Linked DNA regions of Homo sapiens: region 1 is linked to region 2. The links are chromatin contacts, found by Hi-C or POLR2A ChIA-PET in ENCODE. All regions are on one chromosome and are shown on one strand. Each heading gives the region's core, a stretch centred on a gene start or an enhancer-like site at or near the end of the contact. The rest is flanking DNA. Distances are from core to core; before and after follow the strand shown. Region 1 overlaps FLI1 (Fli-1 proto-oncogene, ETS transcription factor). Region 2 has its middle 57 kb from the start of LINC02725.

Region 1 (3,448 bases), core at 864-3,363, 700 kb before region 2:
CCACCTGGAAGCATTTGGAGAGCTCAGGCGGTAGTGGATGAAGTCAGGTGGAGAGGGCTTCGGGCTTTGCATCATTTGAGTAATGAGAGAAAGGTGAGGCCTTGGTTGTCTTGTATTTCAAGGCATTGTTTATATCTTATTTCTTAGCTATGGGATATTAGCAAAAAGCAGATGTGGAAGATGGAGTGTAGAGTAGAAACAGCATGGAGCCAGAGGTCCAGGGTTCTGGTCTCTGCTCCTCCCCTGCCCAGGTAGCGGGTCTTGAGTTTCAGTATTTTCTTCTATAAAATAAGGCGGATGGCACTTAAGTCAGGAGAGCAGGGTGACGTTAAGGGGAGCATGGAGAATGTTTGCTCCCCTATAAACTCATTCTTCTAAAATTATACTGTAATAATGACAATATTAAGGTAAAACCTTGCCATGACTTGTTAAGGCTCAAACAATGGTAGAACCTCGTCTTGTTGATCCCTTCCAGCTTCAGAACTCAATGGTATTGTCATGGGAGTCTTGAATTTGGGGAACTGCTGATGACCATTTAAGTCCATAGAGATAACAGGCTATTTCCACACAGGTTTTGATTAAGCAATCCTACTTCTGACAGCCAAGCAAGCCCTTGATGTTATATATCATAAGCTCCGAGCATTTGTCTGCAGGTAGATAGAAAGTGAACCTTCCACAAGAACCTCACAACAAAAGTAACTGGAACTGAGCCCAAAAGAACATTTCCTAAGGCTAAAAGTGACATCATTCACATAAGCTATCTTAGGTACCTCAATAAGCCCTGGATGGCCATTTCTAGGATGGGAAGTGAGATTATGGGGTACCCTGAGGCAAGAGGGCTTTTCCTCGATCTCTATTTAAATTTTCTACAGAATACATTCATGCATCATTTATTTCATTTAAAATAAATTTTTAAAGATAAAGGAAAATAGAAATGTCTTGTTCACAGATGAGTTCATGGTTTGGAGACAGAGCTGGACTACATTCTTGACAAAGATTTGTTCAAGTTCTAGAACTCATAGACATTAGAGAGGAGGACCATGTTGAACAGAGCTCGTGTTCCGGTGTGGTGGGGGCTGTGATGGGAGACGCATGCCCCATATGTGTCTATCATTCAAGCCTTGTTTGTAAAAACCCTCCTTTCTGCTTCAGCGTTTGTCTTTTTCAGCTCCCAGTGAAGGAGGCCTGACAATAGTGTGGTGAGGTGGTCAGGGAACTAACCCATTTTACAGATGAGGGAGTGGATGAGCTTGCACCCTGGCCTCCCCTACTGTGTCCTGCTCCCACTGAGCCCTGCCATCCCTTCCATGTAGCTAGCTGGATTCAACAAACTCAGTTTGAAAAAGGGCTTTCCGAAGTCCCTATCCACTTGAGTTAGATCTACTGCAGAATACTGCCTCTTGAGCACTGAAAGATATCCATATTCTTTCACAGAAATATATACATCTTTTTGAAAATGTTTGGTTGGGTTTGTGGTCGGAGGCTTGGCATGGTTGTTTGTTTGTTAGAATGTGCCTCCTTTGGGAAGAATGCAAACCAGGGGCTGTATTGGGATGCTGAGTCAGGCTCTGCCCTCAGTGACAAGGGGTCTTTGTCTTGTTCATGGTTCTCCCCACACACCTGCATACACACAGATACCCACAAAAGTGCATTTTGAAAACTAATAAAAATTGCACTGAAAATATTTAACTTATGCAAATACTACTATAGCAGAAAGTACACACATATACAAAACAGCAGCTATCTTTTCTAGAATCTGAACAAAATTTTCTGTTGATTATATATACAGAATTTGCTGAACATTTGCCTTGGGAAACCAATAAACAATGCAGTTATTGGTCCACTGTCAGCTTAGGCTTCTGTTTTGAGATGTTTTACCTATAGTGGAAATTGTCATCTGTACCTGGCATGTTTCTGGGTGTGTCTAAAATGAGCATGTCTCAAGAAATCTTTCCAGGTTCCTACATTCTCAACCAAAGTTGCTCAAGTGAGAAAGCAACTCAGGATATCAAGCTACCAGTTAGAATTTCAAGTATGACAAGCCTGCTACAAGAGTGTATCTTATCTGTGGCCTCTAGGGTTTCAGAAGCCAGAGGGCTCATGCTACCGCCAAAAGCTGTGGCTTACCAACTCGTATCACCCCTTTCATTGGAAGTTTCTTAAGATTCCAAAATGTGAGAATTATTATCAGGTGTTCTTTGTCTAATGATGTCTGATTGCTCTGCATATATGAATGAATGCCTACAGCTCTTCGGAAAGGAAAGCAAAGAATAATGTTCTTATGCTGGGCGGGGGTGGAGGGTGGGGACTTAGGGGGTGGTTGAATGTTCAGCTCTAGTAGCTTGCATTTCCTGTTTAGTGGGTGTGAGGGGTTTACACAAGAAAGTCTCAGTGTTACGCTAGATGGATAGCCTCATCGATCATGTCTAAGGAATCTCTGCCTAAAGATGATCAATTTGGCCTCTGCATACCACAAGGAGGTTTCAGTATTTAAGAACTTCGGGATCAACCATGTCCTAATTCTAGATACGTGTTTCGATTGTCTTGTCCTATTTGTTCAAAATTCCCTTCAAAGTTAAACAATTTATCAGGCCAGCTCATAGGACCCTTGAAGGAAAATTTGAAAAACATCTTATTATTCTAAATACTATTTTCTGTTTGCAGGAATGATATGAATTTGCAAAGAGACTTGGCATCTAAAGGTGGGGGGAGGCTCAGGAAGCCCTAGGAAGTTCATAAGAACTTTACAACTTAGTTTCCAAGTTCAGACTTCTGGTTCACTCAGCTACCTAGGCCATCATGGGTCACACAGCTGTGATAAAGTTACCTTTCCTATCTTATCTAGACATCTGATAATGTGGATAATGTGAGGATTATTTCTCCATCATCAAATTGATCTCTAAAGGAATTATACCAAACATACAGTCACAAAGTTCTCCCAAATTGGTGATCAGCTCTCTGAAAATTAAAATCAAATGGTATCTTAGGAAGTATGCTATTTTCTTAGATGTATCCAAACCTTAGAAATAAAAAGCCCACCTTAAATCCATCAATACAAATAAGCGATAACCATGATTACTTCTATGTTATTATACAGGACTTTAAATATACACTGAGGTGCCAGAACAAAGTCCTAGGCTGGTTGAATTCTTGTGTCCAGCTCCATCTCTGCCTCTGTCTCTTTTTAATGGAACAGGCAGATGATGCATTTTCTAGACTTATTTCCCCTCATTTTGTTGTTATCAGTAATAATAATGACAAGGAAAATTGTAGATTATTTTATAGTTTAAGACATTGATCTTAATAGGAGCCTTCCCACATCTATAATCTTATTTAATTACTCTAATAAACTGGAGAAGAAGGCAGGATTATTCCCCTCCCCCACTTTGCTGATGAAGAAACAAAGGTTCTGAAGGACTACGTTCGTGGTCATAAAGCGGGAAGGGGA
Region 2 (3,397 bases), core at 206-2,705:
ATTTACCTTCCTGTCCATGTGGAAAGTAAAGACTGATTTCGATCTGGCTGTGAGAGAAGCCAGGTTGATGCTGGCATGGGAACATCTGTTAGATGGCTGAGCTCCAGCTCGGTCGTCCTATTTGTGGTTTTATTACTTTTGTCTCTTTCTTTCCTTGTACTGTTAATATTTTAGAAAAAAAAGATTGACATTTATTAAAATGAAAGTCTACATGGAAGTGCTAATTAAACTGAATGACATAAAAATCTCAACTGTCATCCAAAACATGTTCATCAAATGACACACAAATGATCACCAAGAGTCAGAATGTATTCTTCAAAACCTCTGGAATTGATTACTTTTGCTCATCGACTTCTTATAATAAGTGTCGCTTTGTTTTGTGCTTTACCTTTATTTTAATAATGAAATTAAGTAAGTTAAACATATATCAATTAAGCATGGAAAATGTCACTCATGTTAAAAAGGCACTCAAAAATCAGTCACTATTCCAGACACTGTGGAAGTGATACAAATAGATGAATGGTAATGCCTCTCCTACTAGGTCTACCAGGGAAAACTGGCATATACATTACTAATTCATGAAAGATCGTAATAAATAATATAAAATACATAAAATGCTATGCAAATATGGAGGGCGAAGGGATGGCTTCAACAATTTCTAATATATGTGTGAAAAGGATAATAAAGTATTACATAAAAATTACCCCATAAAATCCTCACGCATTTCCCCAACTTGTTCTTACAAAGACCATCCATTTTTGACCCGTGTTAAGCCCATCCCTACCCTCTGTCACAATTCACACTCCACAAAAGCTCTACAAATTACTGCCCACACATTGAAATTGGTTTCATATGCCTTCTGTCCCCAGCTGCCTGCACCCTGGCGATGACTGCCTTGCAACACAGTCATGAAGGGCGTCGCCTGTGTGGTTAGCAGAGTGTAGGTTAGGCCAGGAAGTCTTGTGTGAAAGAGTAGCTGTTGGTGGTTTGGCTTAGAGAGCAGGAGTCTTGCCAAGGATGGCTTTGCTGCTAGCTTTAGAAATGATGGATGGTGGCCACAAGGCTGTTTCTTCCTCAGGACTCAGAAAAAGTTTATGAAAAATGACACGATTGTACACAGATGATCTTGGCGAGCCACTCCAAGCTTACACACAGAGCCTATACTCTCCCTTGGTCAGAGGATATTTAACACGGGTGGTATTGCCTGGGGATTTTGAAGCTCTATATGCACTTGGAATTGGCTATAAAGGGTATCCCTGAGCAGAACAGTCAGAGATATTGAAAGTCCTCTACACACAAGCCACATACACTACACCTTCTTATACACCACATATATACACCACACACAGGTCATATACACCACACTTTCCACTGTATACCACGGATGTGGCCTTGGTATTTGTTTATTCATTGTTTTGTATTTTACAGTCCTTGCTCACCCTAGGGGTCAACATGAGGAAGGACAATAATTTGAGTTAAATTCCCAGAATACCTTTGACATTTCCTTTGCTTATTTCTTTAATGCTAACCCTCTGTAAGAGTGGAGTAATATCTTACCACATGACCATGAAAGTTTTGTGTAATAAAAGGAAGTGAACCAAGATGAATAAGATAAGATGCAGAACAAAATTTCCATGACATTTTACGCTGTTCATACAATAAAAAAATAAATAGAGAGACACATAGCTGACTTTGCATTAAGAATTAGGAAAAGCAGGGCACTTAGGATAAGAAGGTACATTCGTGACCTCTTGGACCAATGTCGGTCCAGTGCGTTGACATTTCTGGAACAGCATCTGGACATCAGGCATTTAACCAGATCATTGGGATTTAAAGACATGTAAGACGTGGTTACTGAATCCAAGGAGCTCACTGATCGAGAGAGGACACAGGCCAGCAATCTCTCACAGTGCCCTGTGGTAAGGGCTGAGACAGCCACCATACTCAGTTGCGCTGGGAACACAGAAGCAGCTCTCGGGGCAGACCCATAGGGAAGATGGAATAGGCTAAGGGAAGAGAAAATATTTGAGGTGGGTATTTAAAGATGAGCACAACAATCTCCTTAATCTATACATGGGAAAAATAGTGAGGCCCGGAACGATGTAGAAACGTTACCTGCGGGCCCAAAGATAACAAGCCAGTGTCCCTCTCTGACTTGGAAGAAGGAGGAGGGAAGAATCAGAGGGTAAAGAGCTGGGCAGCTGGACTGGTATGTGAATATCCGAGGCAGCCAGACACGCTGCATCGTGGGAGGGAAGAGTTCAATGCTTTCTGACAACAACATCAGTGGACATCTCAGGAATCCAAGAGAAACGGGGATGCCACCAGGTGGCAAAGGGGTGTGTGAGGACGCTTCCAGATCAGCTCTGCAGGAGAATATACATTTATTTTACTCCTTTTATTTGTAAGAAAATGTATTGAATTGTTAAGCATATTTTGTCCTGGTTTTAGCCGTTAAAAAATTCCAGTCAGTAAAATAACATCTGAGGATGCACAGAATGAGAGGGGCATTCGGGATCTTTCCTTCCACAGAGCCCCTCTGCTGGCTCGCCACCCCGTGAACCTCATTCAGCTCAGGCTGCTATTCAGAGAGAGCCCGCGGTCCCCGCCCCTATGCAAGAGCTTAGGGGGGGAGTTAAGACCGCTGCACAAATATATGAAATAAAAGGGCTATGGCAAATGAGTCATTTAAAGTATAAGGAATTGGGCTGGGCACTGTGCCTCACTCCTGTAATCCCAGCACTTTGGGAGGCCGAAGCGGGTGGATCACTTGAGGTCAGGAGCTCCCAGGCTGGCCAACATAGTAAAACCCCCTCTCTGCTAAAAATACAAAAAAATTAGCTGGGTGTGGTGGCCTGCACCTGTGATTCCAGCTACTCGGGGGGCTGAGGCAAAAGAATTGCTTTAACCCGAGATGGAGGCTGCAGTGAGCCGAGATTGTGCCACCGTACCCCAGCATGGGCGACAGAGCGAGACTCCGTCCCAAAAAGGAAGAAAAGAAGGAAGGAAGGAAGGAAGAAAAGAAGGAAGGAAGGAAGGAAGGAAGGAAGGAAGGAAGGAAGGAAGGAAGGAAGGAAGGAAGGAAGGAAAGAAGGAAGGGGAATTGGAATTTTTTTCCTCCTGGAAATGCTTTCCTCTCATGGTGTCTATTGGATTCCTTCTCTCGTTTGTCTTAGTTCATTCCTGGCTGTTCTTTGTTCCTGACTTCTCTTCTTTTGCGTGCAACCGAGACATTCTTTGGAGTTCCACGCTTGACTTTTCCTCTACCTGCAGGTCCCCCAGCTTCACTGGCAATGCTTACTGGAGCCTTCCAGAACTCATTCCCACACCCAGGGCCCCTTAGCTCGAGGTGTGCCATCTGCACCCTGGAGGCTTCTCAAACTTATTACACCTGAGA

What was found. A loop is a pair of places that touch in the nucleus more often than their neighbours do. ChIA-PET counts read pairs that join two places held with the same protein, here RNA polymerase II (POLR2A). Pooled maps may share reads with other maps.
Region 1: a loop to region 2 is called in a pooled map, with 3 times the contacts of the local background. The contact joins two enhancer-like sites. A Hi-C loop is called at or near these places in 1 of 168 maps with a recorded cell type or tissue (naive thymus-derived CD4-positive, alpha-beta T cell) and 7 of 50 pooled maps. POLR2A ChIA-PET finds 5 or more read pairs at or near these places in 1 of 52 experiments (common myeloid progenitor, CD34-positive).

The regions. Positions count from the first base shown.
Region 1 is chr11:128,735,021-128,738,468 of GRCh38, reverse strand. The region is part of intron 1 of FLI1 (Fli-1 proto-oncogene, ETS transcription factor); the gene reads right to left. Among named protein-coding and RNA genes, the nearest start is that of SENCR, 41 kb to the right of the region's middle. Within about 2 kb of position 2,113, at least 6 of the 41 ENCODE cell types and tissues checked have a DNase peak (open chromatin) inside an H3K27ac peak, as active enhancers do.
Region 2 is chr11:128,037,374-128,040,770 of GRCh38, reverse strand. No RefSeq gene overlaps it. Among named protein-coding and RNA genes, the nearest start is that of LINC02725, 57 kb to the left of the region's middle. Within about 2 kb of position 1,455, at least 9 of the 41 ENCODE cell types and tissues checked have a DNase peak (open chromatin) inside an H3K27ac peak, as active enhancers do.